Linked DNA regions of Homo sapiens: region 1 is linked to region 2. Evidence: chromatin loops called from intact Hi-C (ENCODE). Cell type or tissue: prostate gland. All regions are shown on one strand. Links, peaks and the distances in the headings refer to the core of each region. The heading gives the core; the rest is flanking DNA. Region 1 overlaps SYCP1 (synaptonemal complex protein 1). Region 2 overlaps TSPAN2 (tetraspanin 2).

Evidence for each region. Hi-C counts contacts between places; a loop is a spot of excess contacts. Peaks named below come from ENCODE experiments on the same cell type or tissue, not always from the same donor. Only the 100,000 strongest peaks of a DNase experiment are listed, where the experiment ranks them.
Region 1: it touches region 2 in a loop (4-fold over the local background); 63 of 110 quality-filtered maps call a loop at or near these places.

What each region holds. Positions count from the first base shown.
Region 1 is chr1:114,975,036-114,982,327 of GRCh38, reverse strand. It overlaps SYCP1 (synaptonemal complex protein 1), which reads right to left. Exons shown (of 32, transcript NM_003176.4): 28 at 4,712-4,771; 29 at 816-992. Among named protein-coding and RNA genes, the nearest start is that of TSHB, 51 kb to the left of the region's middle. In prostate gland, for the core only: a CTCF peak has its summit at 2,830 (motif pointing left); a DNase peak (open chromatin) is centred at 2,827.
Region 2 is chr1:115,055,289-115,062,580 of GRCh38, reverse strand. TSPAN2 (tetraspanin 2) reads left to right here. Exons shown (of 8, transcript NM_005725.6): 3 at 349-446; 4 at 2,043-2,117; 5 at 3,600-3,698; 6 at 4,973-5,044. Among named protein-coding and RNA genes, the nearest start is that of TSHB, 29 kb to the right of the region's middle. RefSeq lists an enhancer at 1-249. In prostate gland, for the core only: no CTCF peak of the experiment used is centred there; a DNase peak (open chromatin) is centred at 4,384.

The sequences.
Region 1 (7,292 bases), core at 1,891-4,390, 79 kb after region 2:
AACTTAGTGGGATGGAGACAATTGAGATCCTTTTCAACTCCCAAGACAAGTGAGGCAGGAACTCCAAGAGCATCTTTATAAAGAATATTAGGAGTGCTTCCAAGAAAGAAAGACTGGCATCTCATTCCCTAGTTAGATATGAATGTAGGCAGCAAATTTGTTTGTCTTTGTATCTAGCTGAGGAGAGGAAAAGGAAACGAGAGAGAGGTAAGAGAGATCAAAAGTAAAGCATCTGCACTGCCATTTAGCATGGAAAAGTTGTATGAATTCCCCATGGATTAAGTGGCTATATGAAAGACAGTCAGAACTGAGCCACTTTGCTAGAGGCATCTGCTCCAAGATGACTGCCAAGGACTACAGATGCAAGATGATTGGGGTAAACAGCAAAGGGAAGTAGTAACTGTGGTGATGCTATAAAATGTCAAGTCAGAATCAGATTTCCTGTGTCAGGGCCTTAAACACTGATAAATAACTATTAAGTTATGAAATCTGCCCAAGATGACATTAAGTTGTGGACAGTGATCGAAAAAAATGAAACAATTTCATGTTGAAGGCCAGGCACAGTGGCTTACACCTATAATCCCAATACTTTGGGAGGCCAAGACAGGAGGATGAGTTAAGGCCAGGAGTTCAAGACCATCCTAGGCAACACAGCAAGACCTTGTCTTTACATTTCATGCTGATACCACAAAAAAAATTGAAACTTTCAAGAAACTAGTTATATATGTGTGCGTGATGCCAGATATATGGTGATAACAGAACTTTATTTATTTATTTAAAAAATTACTACTAACATGGAAAATTTAGACACAAACCTTTGGCAATGGTGTAGATAAAGTATTTTTGGCAGATGTCCACAGATAGTCTCTTTTATCTTTGGATATGCCATGATCAACTGATGTGAAATTTCGAGATACAGTTTGTGAAGGAACTGCTTTAGAATCCAATTTCCAATAAATTTCAGGTGTTTCCAATAAAAATGTTTGTGTTTTCTGCATTGAACAACAAGAATGAATAAAACCATCACTAAATGTCACATTAATTATTTATTTCTTTAATTAAAGTGCAGCAACTAGTAGAATTCACAACAAAATAAGCAAATTTATCCCTAAATTTATCACTGACTAGATAAGTTTGAATAAGTTACAGTTATCTTCTTTGTCACTTTACTTGTCCATTTAAGATGCAAATGTTATCTGCCCCTGCCTGTCTTCACAGAGCCTCTATGAAAACAAATAAGATATCCTGGAGGTCGTTATTCTTAGCAAACTAATGCAGGAACAGAAAGCCAAATACCACATGGACTCATTTATAAGTGGGAGCTAAATCATGAGAACACATGGACACATAGAGGGAGACAACAAAACACACTGGGGCCTATGGGAGCATGCAGGATGGGAGGAGGAAGAGGATCAGGAAAAATAACTAACGGGTATAGGTTTAATACCTGGGTGACAAAATAATCTGTACAACAAACCCCCATGACAGAAGTTTACCTATATAATAAATCTGTACATGTACCCCTGAACTTAAAATAAAAGTTAAATTTTTAAAAATGAAAACAAATAAGATATCTCAACTCTCTGACCAAAAGTTGAGGATTCTCTTTAAAAAATAAAAAAAAATCTTTACTCCTGGTGGCAAAAAGCCCTAATCTATGGTTCATTACAATAGCCTAAAAGTCAGAAGGAAATCTATTCTAACTTTCATTCGTTCTCTTTCATACATTGATACTTCTTCTTTTTCACCTATAAAAATATCAGCCTTTTCCTATCCACCAGCCTAACTTGCCTCCAAAAGCAAGGAGAATAATTATGAAAGTAAAGAATGAGAAAAATTTTCAGGGAAAAAAACTGAGAAAATGGCTATTTGCTTCAATTCTAAATAAATAAATTGCAAGTTTACTCTAAATACTTGACATTTTTTCAACTCAGTTTCCTCAGTTCTCTTTCACTCTACCTTTGTATACAGCTTCTTTTAGCACCTGACCTAACTTTCTAGTAAAAGCTAGTAATAGTTGCTTTAGTGGGATTCTACATGAAACTCATGCTCATCACTTTCTATTTTACAGTTTCTTTGGTCACCACCATCTCCACGAATACAATCGTGGCAATTATTCATAAGGAAATTGTAAGGAAATTGAGGCATGTTAATTTACTCAATTCCACAGCTAGTTAGCTGTGAAACTCAAATTCCCCTTTTTCTAGAATCGTGTTCTTTCAGTTCTCCTACTGCCTTTCATTGTAGAGCCCTCCTTTACAGGACCATGTTCTTCTGAGAACATCTCTCCTTTCTCTGAATTCTCTAGAGCACACACACACAAAAAGGGAATACAAGGACAAAATTTGAAAGCATGGTGGCTGAACTTTCAGTGCGTTTAAATTAGAGTATAGGATAAAGAGGCAACTACATGTACTATAAAAAAATCATTGAACTAGGAGCCAGGTACATCATATGGTCTTTTCTCCTAGATCTTTCCTATCTTTCCGGATTATTTAAGTAAATCTTCAAGTATCTCCAAGCTTAAATTTATTCATCTATAAATCAAGAGGCTAAATGAGATGGCTTATATCTTTCCTGCGTAATTCTAGTGATCTGTCATTTCATAATCCTTTTTCTAGCAAGTATGAATTTTTTCAGAATTGCATTTCTGTATCCTTTTCCCTACATATTTATACATCATAGTTGATGACAAAATTTTGATGAGAGCAATTTTTTTACTGCTCTCTGGATTCATCAGGGGTAAACTTTGGAACCGCCAAAATGTAACTGCTTTAATGGACAAATTGTTCCTCCCTACAGGTAGGAGAATGACAATTTAAGGTCACTGCACCACCTTGTGGCCATATCTGGAATTTGACATTTCGCTGGTAGCCTAAAGAAAATTCTCATGTGACAATACTGAACTATCCCTTTCCAGAAAATTCACAATTTTCTCTGTTGTATTTTTCAAACAAACATTTATAAGGCATGTGCTATGTCCCAAGCACTATTTTAAATGTTTTACAAATACCATCTCATTTAATCCTCATAACAACTTTAGGAAATAGGTATTATTATTATCCCTTTATAGATGAGAAAATTGAAACACGAAGAAGTTAAGTAACTTGTCCAAACTCAGAAACGTTTGGTAAATTTAACAAGCCTTATGTTTCAGTAGTGTTGGAATAAAGCACAGCAAAAAAAAAAAAAGCCTAGTTAAATTTCTTCATTCATCATTTTTCTCATTTTCCAACATATATATGGTTCATTTTCCAACATATATATCTAGACTCTCAGATAAAATATATGGCATTTGCTAATCTACTTGATAATGGAAACATATAGAATTGTACATGAATCAAAATATCTCTATAAGAATATGTGATACATACTTTCATAATATGAAGACATTCTAAATTTAAAAAAGAATATTGGAGATTAACCAATTTGCTTATATTCATTAGATACTTCCTTAAGTCTATATCTAACCATTCTGCATAATTTTATTATGATTATAATTTCTTCAGATATAATGTTTTCAAGTGTCTAGCACAGTGTCTGGAACATACAAAGCACTCAGTATTCACTCACAGGTTCAGTGCATCTTTCCTTTATTCTCTTTTAACTCAAGTGTAATAAAATATAATGAACTGTTCTCAAACTACTCTGAGTGTCATTTCCTTCCAGTTTAACTATAATCAGAGCAACCTCTGTGGGAACTTAGGAGATTATATCACTATATGTAAAGAAAATTCTTAATCATTTTAACCAAAAATTTGCTAAATCAAAATTCTTCTGCAATGATCCTATATTATCAAATAGGTTAGAAGCTGAGGGGTATTCTTCTTCTCTATGACTGATGTTTCCTTCCATATGTAGGGAGTACCACTAGGGTAACATTCCAAACCTCTTCCTGATTCCTTAGGGGAGAAAAAATTACTTAATGTGATTGGTGAATTTAAAGAAAAGGAGAAGCTGGACACATACAGCTCAGCCTCTTCCTTATTACTCCCCTTGAGAACTATTAGAATTACACATAAATTCTGCTCTTCTCCTTTATACCCTAAGTTTTACAAGAGCAGATGATCAAGTGGGTAGACCTATGCTAGTCAAGCTCTACTTGTGGCAGAAGATAAATTTGTCTAATTTGGGATTTCAAGATTAAGAGATCCTATTGCCTTCAAATATAAACTGCATTCTCCAGTATTTAAAATATTGATACTTTTTAATAAAGTCTTCAATAATAAAAATATTATTTTTATTCTCCCTTGTCTTTCTCAATTGGTTCAGAATATAAGTGAGGAAAACAGGATGTCATTTATTAAGCCCCCTCAAAACCCAAAATTAGACATAATCTAAATAAACTTTAGAATTGTTTATGAAAATATTTTGCCTCTAACATTAAAAAATTCTTAAGAGAGAAACACAGAGGTACCTAATTAAATTAAAACTATAATAAGAATTGTAGAGAAAGACTGAAACCTTCTTTTTTTCTTCTTTTTTGTTTCTGCATTAGACTGAAACCTTCTCCAAATCTCCAAATGACAAAATTTTGAAATTTTTAGCTAAAATGCTTTTGAATTAATAAATAGCAAGAAACAATTTAGAAAATGAAATTGTATGATATATGTAAAATGTTATTTTCCTACTTATAAACAAAAAATCATTTCTAAGTAGAAGTTAGAAAATGAATTGGTATTTTAAAACTATGAGAATTATATGCTCTTACCTTGTCTTTTTTTTCTTTAAGAGTAGCTGTGTTTTCTTTTGCCTCTCTTTTGAGTTTTTCCTATTAAAAATAAATATCAAGTACAAGTAACATAAACATCACAATGATCACAAATGAATATTATCAAAATCTTTCCTAGTAAGTATTAACAAAGAAAGATGACGAACCTCTCAATCTTATAAAGTAATAAAAAGAAAAAAAAGAAAAGTTAGTTCCTTTCTACAGAGGTATTATTTGGTTTTGATTATCTCTTCCTTTATTCTAATCAGTCTCTAGTGTATATCTGTGGACTTTTGAATAAGTCTCTTAAAACTCTGAATCTCAGCTTTCTTATTTGTAAAATAAAGCTAATGGAACAAATTACAGAATGAGAGATACGCACAAGTAACTAAGCTGTGAAAAGTTGCAAAAAGATCTAAAATATTGTGAGCCTTTACAGGCAGAATTAGATTTTTCTATGCATGTTGAGAAAAGGTGCAGTTCAGTTAGACTTTGGGTATGTGTATAGTCAAGATAAAAATGGAAAGGAGAGCTGTGGTCAGAATGGAAAGAGTGATATGCTAATATCATTAGATAGAATTTATTCAGTAAGATAAAAGAAAAGCCTGGCCTACATAAATGAATATGTAGGGTGCCTGTAATATGACAACCATCTGAAGCACAAAATTTTTACAACTCCAGGGAGTATTAGAGGTCTTAGAAAGTAAAAATCTCCAAGTGTGCAGAATTTTAGGCAGTAAAACTCGCCCATGATGTCTATGCCAGTATCTATCCTCACTGAATACCTTGCATACACCATGTTATCTCTCCCATAGCATTGCTCCTAATCACAGAACTCACTTCACTATGAAAGAAGCTGGCTGTAAACTGATGCAATAGTATTTACTGTTCTTATTATGTATCCTATAACCTACCAATGGTTGATCTTCAGTTATAGTGACAATTGGAGTCTACTCTAAGGGGCTGGAATGCTGTCTTTTAGGACAAAGCACATTTTCTAAACCAGCAATATCGTAATGACTCTCAGAATATGTATCTTGGCTTCTAGAGGACAGACGGGAGAAACCATCGCCTACAACTGCACTGTCTCTGCAATTCTGACTTTTCCTCGTCTGGAGATCTTGGTAAAGTCTCTTCTAATATAATATATGTTTCCAAGGTATGAAACAGCTCATACAAGAATGCGTATCTTTAGTGGTAGCTAAATAATCATCAGTTCCCTTAAACCAAAGAGATGGCCAGACCACTAAGGTTCCTATTTAATCTGAATAAGTAAGATATTCCTATAATACGGCCTGGCAAACAGAGAGTTGACTTGATCACCAGAGTAGAGAATGACAACCTTGTAACCAAATTTTGGATCTAAATAAACGTATCAGCCTATAGCCTTTTGAATAAAAAGGAAGCCTGGTACTCTAGTGGAAAAGTTCTGAAATAATATCACAAATACATACTGCATCCTTCCTACTATCTTGTGCACCAAGGATTAAAATATTAAGACATGGGTAATTGCACATCAACTAACATTAATTATTGGGAATCTATAATGCCACTATTTTTTCACTGGTCAGAGTGCAAGCATATCAGCATCAAGCAATAATTAGAATTTTATCAGAGTCTACTTCATGGTGAGCCCATGGAACCATAAACCTATCTTGTGCTCATTTTTTTAGATTCTAAGAATATAGTTTGAACAAACTCAATAAAAGGAATAATCCCCATGTTTGTTCTGACCACAGAGTCACAGAGTAAGAGATTTTAAAGTTGAAAGGACCAACTTTGAATCTCTCTCTCCATATCAAGATAGTAAACAAATTTCACATTGCTAGGCAGAGATTAAGGCCCCATCAAATTAATGAAAGATATAGGAAAAATGATTTATCATAATCCCAAAAAGCCAATCTATTTTAATTAGAAGTTAAGACAGTCATCTAGTAACAGTTTCCTATACCAATGGGCTTATAGGTAAAGTGGGGATTGTCATATTGACTGAGAACTTGGAAAAAAGTTGCATATAAAAGATGAGCTGAATCTATGTAAATATAAAGCTCAAGTTAAAGAGATACAGGAATCATAGTGAAATAATAGAATATACATTTTTATCAATCTTGACAATGTAAAATAATAAATACTAAAATTGTATATGTAGGGCAATATGAAACAGGAGACAGTATTAGATACATTATTTTAAAATATAAAGGTAATCAATAAACTAATTTAAAAGACTACATATACCTTCCAAATCAACCAAAGTAAGACACACACACACACACACACACACACTTACTTTAGAGAATAAGAAAGAAAATATGTAGTGAATATGTAGTGAAAAATAAGATGACAAAAACATTATTAAGATATATAATCAATGAAGAGTTAATATCCAGAATCATAAACAACTCCTACAACTCAACAACACAAAAATTGGATTAAAATTATTATTAACCCAATTCAAAAATGGGCAAAAGACTTGAATAATCAAACCACCAAAGAAGATATACAATGTCCAACAGGCATATTAAAAATAGTCACCATTGCTAATCATATGAGAAATGCAAATCACAGCCACATGAGATATTGC
Region 2 (7,292 bases), core at 3,078-5,577:
TTTCTCTGTAAGAACTGTACGTGGGGCTTGCCTAAGCAGTAAGTGAAATCCCCACCTGAATGATGGCTGCCTCCATCACTAGAGATGCAAGACAGAGTCGGAGTGTTGGGCAGGCTTTTGAGGCTCATGGCTATTTTTCTCCCGGCTCTGCCAAACACCAGCTCTATGACCTTAAGCAAATCGCTTTACCTTTTGGGGCCCAGTTCCTCCGTGTCAAACATGGCAGTAAGAATAGCACCTCCTTTTGGTACTATTAGAATGCTCTGCAGTGCCCAGAGTCTTAAGCCTAGTTGGTCGTGGAGGCACTCGGTTGGCTCTCAGTGGTCTCCTCTGACCTCTTCCCCACAGGGCTGTATGTTCTGGTTGGAGCCGGGGCCCTGATGATGGCCGTGGGGTTCTTCGGGTGCTGCGGAGCCATGCGGGAGTCGCAATGTGTGCTTGGATCAGTAAGTGGGGCGAGGGGGTAAATGGTGGGGTGGGGGTGAGGGAGCGGCCTGCATCTGAAGGGAGTCAGTGCCTCTGGCCCCTGGCTCCAGCTCCTCCGTGGACTCTCTGAGCCCTTGGCATGCACTTTTCCTCCCTCAGTCTTGGTTTCTCCATCTCTTATATATGAATAATACTAACTAGGGCCGGGTGCCATGACTCACGCCTGTAATCCCAGCACTTTGGGAGGCTGAGGCAGGAGGATCTCTGGAGCCCAGGAGTTTAAGACTAGCTTGGGCAACACAGGGAGACCTAGTCTCTACCGGGTGTGATGGCACACACCTGTGGTCCCAGCTACTCAGGAGGCTGAGGCAGGAGGATCACTTAAGACCAGGAGTTGGGAGGCTGCAGTGAGCCATGACTGTACCACTGCACTCCAACCTGGGCGACAGAGCAAAACCTTGTCTTGAAAAAAGAAAAAAGAAAAAAAATATTATCTTTGTTCCTGCCTTATATGGGAAGTGTGAAAAGAAATGACGTCATTGGTGTAAAGATGTTTTGGGAGTAAAAGTACTTAGTAATTGTAAGGGGTGACTATGATTGTTCTTTAAAAAAAAATATTTCACAGTGGGTGAGGCAGCTAAAAGGTTTCTATAGCCAGGGAAGTGCTGTTATCTACAAGGAAAACATTTATGTTTGAGATCAATAACTTAACCAAAATCCCTCTTGTGGCTTATTTTAACAAGCAACCTCTGTTTAAAACAAAAATCAAATAATTTCAATTAACTGCTATACATTCTATGTCAGTGTAGCCTGAGAGAAACAGAAAGGAAGAAGAGGGGCAGGAGGAGAGAAAGTGTTGATATTTCTCCACAGGGAGTCAGAAACAGCAGTTTTAATAGGCAGCCTCTCATCTCTCATTACTTATTGTGATATTTGGATTTTTAACTCTGGCCGTAGCCTCTGATCTCTTGCTATGTGAAATGTCTGACTTATTTCTTTGCCATTCATTCCTTCTCTTTCTCCTACTGTTGAGCACATTTCTGTCTTGTTTATCACTGAACTTAGTTTGATCAGAGCAAATCCATAGACCAGAACAGAAATCCATCCAGAAGGACACCCCTCACCTCATCTCCTCAAAGAAGCCTTTCCAGACCACAGAATCTCCAGTCACCCCCTTCCCCATGCCCAGGCCGCATCAGTGATGCTCCCTCTCCTGACCTTATTTTATATCTTTCTAGGTCTTTTGTGTTCGTCAAGTATTTACTAAGCACGTAGGTGCCAGGTGGTGTTCTAGGTGGTGGGATTTTTACATCACTACCTGAACTTATCTTATTCACTTTTTAACTTCTTTACACAGTTATCGTATATTCCTCTGTCCAATCCAAGGTCCGTGATAACAGAGACATTTGGATATTATCTTGTTCACCACTGAATAGTCAGCACCAAGGACAGTACCTGGTGCAGAATAAATGCCTAATAAACAATTGCTGAATGAATGAATGAATGAATGAACCACATGAAAGCGATTCAGCCATTACATAAGGAAACTAAGGTGCAAAATATATAAATTGAAAAGGTATTAAATTAATGAAATTAGTATTTTCTCTCCTCTACAGTTTTTTACCTGCCTCCTGGTGATATTTGCTGCTGAAGTAACCACTGGAGTATTTGCTTTTATAGGCAAGGGGGTAGTAAGTAAAATTACTTATAATGTTTTTCTATGATGGTTAAAAGTGTTAGAATATTGATACCCACAATAGTGTTAAGAAACCAAATAATCCCCATTATTATAGTTTAAACAGAACTTTTTAACTTAGAAGTGGTGTGCAGAACTGAGCATATATGTATATGAGTGTGCAGGCATATATACATGCTCACATTTTTCTGGGGAGATAGTTCATCTCTTCCATTAGACTTATGAAGTGGTCTATAATAAAACCAAAAAAAAAAGGATCTCTAATTTAAGATTCTTCCCCATTGTGAAATGGGGTAACAGTTAGAGTACAGACTTGAGAAAGAATCTAGATTCTCATCCCCTGTCAGACTGCCATTTGTCCTTAAGGATTGGCCTGGATGGGTCCATTTCATTCTCAAAGAGCAGAGCCTACACTGCTGTGGGCTAGTGAAGCCAGTTTATATTTGCTGCCCAACTCTAGGTGTCCAGAATAGGTTATCGGGGGGACACACAGAGGAAGTAGCCTTTCTTCCTCTGTAAAACACACTGTGGGATAGAAGAGAATGGAATGGAAAAGGAGGAAGAATGGAAACTTAAGTTTGGTGTATTTCACATTAACTCTTGTGTCATTAATATTATGTTTCTGAACTTATTTTAGACTATAAAACAGTAAACATGTAGAATAGTAAATGTCACCTCCTTTTGAATTTTTCTAAAGTAACTGGCTGTGTTCATAGGTTAGTTTAAATTCAGCTACATACAGAAGTAGAATGGAATCTTAGGACCTGTTGAGATATCTGTGGATTTGAAATCACAAGCTTTTATACTAGAAAAAGCATTCTCTAAGCTTTATATGATATCTGAATGTAGAAAGTTTTCCTTGGTGATGAATACCTTTTAAACCACGTCATAAAAAGATTTGAATGCTTTTAACCAATGGGGTAACAGGAATGTATAAGTCCGGATCCTAGCTATGCATCCAAATCATCTGGATGGAGCCCAGGAATCTGGGGCCCAGTTGATGCTGAAGCCCAGTTGGGCTTGGGAACTGTCAGAAATCTTTCTAGTCCATGAAAACTGTTCTGGTTAGTCTGTCCTTCCATCCTCAAAAGCATCTTAGAAACTCCAGAAACTATAATCTTCTCCATATGTTGCTGAATTATCCTAAAATACCTATGGAAAGGCAGTATTTTTTTTTATTTCTACAGGTTTTGTGGGGAACAGGTGGTGTTTGGTTACATGAGTAAGTTCTCTAGTGGGGATTTCTGAGATTTTGGTGCACCCATCACCCGAGCAGTGTACACTGTACCCAATGTGCAGTCTTTTATCCCTCACCTCACTCCTACCCTTTCCCCTGAGTCCCCAAAGTCCATTGTATCATTCTTATGAGAAAGGCAGTGTTTTTCAAAGGTGTGGAAGAGGAGATTTTCCTTGATGAAAGGAGAATGTTTGAAACTTCCCACCCAGAAGTCCTTCATTTTTCCTTGTATTTCTTCAGGCTATCCGACATGTTCAGACCATGTATGAAGAGGCTTACAATGATTACCTTAAAGACAGGGGAAAAGGCAATGGGACACTCATCACCTTCCACTCAACAGTGAGTAACTTCACTTCTTCCTTAAAATCACAGCTTCTAAAGATTATGTGTGAGCCAGGTTCTCACCAATCACCAGGATTAAAAATAAAAATAAATTCAGTAAAGCCAAGTAGCACCACCTATTTTAGCCCTTTTGAGGGCCACAGTTTGCATTATGTGTGGAACCCTAGAAGGGAAAGATGTCTATCACACAGAGTTCACAAGAGAGACAGAAGAGCATGAACCCAAAAGACACATGCCCCAAAGAGACAAAAGAGCACAAACAAGGTTACAGAGAAAGGAGCCCAGATAAATAGCAGGCTTTGTCAGAGGGTAGCATTGTGGTGTAACAGAAACAAGTGTGACCTGTAAGTCAGAAAAGCTAATTTCTAGCTGCAGCTCTACCATTCAACAGCCTTGTGACCTTGAGCAAGTTACTTGGCCTCCCTGATACCCACGCAGCTCCCTCATTTGTAGAATGAAGGGTCACAGGAGATGGCTACACTCCCTTCTGGAACATTCAGTGGGACTGTGCTGTCCGTGGAGTGCTCAGAGCTACATGCAGTTAATCACAGAAGGCTTACAGAGGAGATGGGCCAGGCCAGAGTTATTCTGATTTTTTAGACACTGTGATATGAAGAAGTAGCTGTGAATTCCTGGGCCAGGTGTTTTCAGGTACCTAGTTCTTGTCTAGGACAAGTATGTCTTGGAAAGTGGCCACCATTTATACATTTATACGGTTTCACCTCAGCTGCCGCCAGGACCTGAAGCAGCACACAGGTTCTTTTGTCTTAAAGGGCCAGCTAGCCTAAGCAGGACACCTGTTTGCTGGCCAATCTTCAAATCTGGTCTTTTGGACCCTGGAATTTCCTGCAGCCACTTCTCCCCTCTTCCCCAGACTATTCCCAGCTAATGAGTCCTTCTGCAGCTCATAAAACTTGAGCTCCTCAGCAGGTTAAATGACTCCCAGTCTGAAAGAAGGAATCTAAAGCCCCAACCCCTTTCTAAAAAGTAGCAATTTACACAGACACTGTCAATTAGCTTCTTGCCTTGTTTGGGTTGCCTTGAGTCACTTCCCATCATAAACTCAGATGGCTTTAGCGAAGTCATTTTCTTGTTTTGCCAGCATGATTATGTGATTCTTCACTCTCCTTCCAGAAATAGCAGTCTGGGTTGCAGTGACTGGGCCTCGGAGCTGCTTTGCCGCCTCGGCACCCCAGTCCTTAGCAGGGTGCCCAGACTTGTAGCTGCTACTCCTCCCGCCTGGTCCTGAAGTCTCTTTTCTGACTCTCTAGTTTCAGTGCTGTGGAAAAGAAAGCTCCGAACAGGTCCAACCTACATGCCCAAAGGAGCTTCTAGGACACAAGGTAAGCTTCTACCAAGGTTCTTACTCTACCTGTAGTATCATGCTGCTAGCTTAGGAAGCCATTGAAGGTAGAATCTCGGATGGGATCTGCATTTTACTGAATTTGCTCTAGTGGCAGCATAGAGGATTGATGGAAAATGAATAGCGTTGAGCTGAGAGACCCATTGGGAAGGCTGCTGTCCTTGTTGTTAGCAAGAGATGTTAAAGAGGGCCCTTTAGAAAGTGACAACTACAGGAGTGGTGACCAGAGAAGAGAGGAGAATCCATTACTGGGTTTTTGGCTTCACCACCTACATAGATGATGGTGTCATTTATGGAGCTGAGGGAGAGAGGAAAAGGAGCCAATTGTGGAGAAAAGAAAATGAGCTTTGTGTTTAACATGGTGATTTTGAGGAGCCAGTGGCACTTCCAAATGGAAATATCCAGTAGGCAGTTGGAAAATCTGGTTTGTGGCTCAGGAGAGAGGTCTGAGTGTCAGCACTTGATGGGAAACTTAAAGCTATAAATACGGATTTGATCCATTAGACTTGGAAGAAAAGAAGGATGAGGATAGATCCTTGGGGGACAATTTAAGGGTGGGCAAAAGAAGAGATGCCAAAGAAGGAAACTGGGAGGGGCGGCCAGACACAAGTGAGGAGACAGCACGGGAAGGGGAGGGAATGGTCACCAGGCCCAGGTGCTGCTGTTGAGGGCAATTCAGTATTGATCAGCTGCCTACCTTATGTTCGGCACTGTGGATGCAAAGGAGAAGGAGAAAAAGTTCCTACTCACAAGGAGCTTGCATTGCAGTCTGATAGGAGGGATGAACATGAAGTCCATACGGTCCAGTGATTAGGAATGCATGGAATGTGCAACGTGCTCGGAAAGCACAGAGGGAAACGCACTTAGGAGAGGCGAGAGGCTGGGGGATGGGGAAGGCTGACAGAGGTAATGATGTCTCAGCTAAATCTTCAAGAATGGAAAGTAATTATGCAAGCATTGGGCAGAAAGCGGGAGGGGGAGGCCTGCGTGCCGAGAGACCAGCGTAAGCAACAACACAGAGGCAGAAATGACATGGTTTGTGTGGGGAACTGAAAGCCTAAGAAGGTCTACTAATAACTGCTGAAAAGCTGGCAGGATTTAGCATGCAAGGAACCAACTGGTGACGTGCTGTGAGGGATGGATTGAGGACAGAGCCCAGGTTTCAGAGAGCGAGATGTGAGGAGAGAGAGCATCCTTTCAAGAAGTTTCGATTTGAGCCAAGGACACAGAAAGAAAGTTTACAAAAGTCAAAGTCCAAATTACCATTAAACATATAGAAAATATAGAAAATTAAAAGTAATATTTAAAATCAATAGCAAATTAAAATGAAGAGATGCTGTTGTTTAATCTATGAAATTGACCAAGTGTTTTTCCTTTCCCTTAACAATAATACACAGTTTTGGTAAACGTGATGTCGTGAGCATTTTCAGAGAAATTAGTAAATAGTTTTAAAGGTCAGTATGACTATGTAAGACTAGAGGATTAAGTATGTTTATGCCCTTCTATCCAGAAATTCCACTTCTCGGAGTTTATTCTAAGGAAAAGGAATCAGAAATGCAGACAGACGTTTTTGTGCAAATCATGCTCATTACATGTTATTCATAAGAACAAAACACTGGACAGACCCTTAATATGTGGCAATAGGGGATTGTTTGGATAAATTGTAGTATATTCATATGATGAAATGTTTTACCACCATTAAGAATCATGATTTCACCTGTAATCCTAGCACTTAGGGAGGCAGAGGCAGGCAGATTGCCTGAGCTCAGGAGTTTAAGACCACCCTGGGCAACATGGTGAAATCCCGTCTACTAAAAATACAAAAATTAGCCAGGCGTGGTGGCATGTGCCTGTGATCCCAGCTACTCAGAAAGCTGAGGCAGGAGAATCACTTGAACCTGGGAGGCAGAGGTTGCAGTGAGCCGAGATCGCGCCACTGCACTACAGCCTGGGTGAGAGAGCGAGACTCTGTCTCCAAAAAAAAAAATAATCATCATAATCATGATTTCAAAGAAATTTTTAGTGAAACAAGGCATTTTTAAAGTTGTAATATTAAGTTTAAAAAGCTCACTGTTGAATATAAAGAATGACCTAAGGGTGTAGGTGTGTTTGTGTGTGTAAGTATCACCAACAAATTTATTACCTTTTATGGTGAGAATACAGACATTTCTTTTTAAAAAAAAAAAAATCTCTTTTCCAGATTTCTACAAGAAGCATGTATTCCTTTT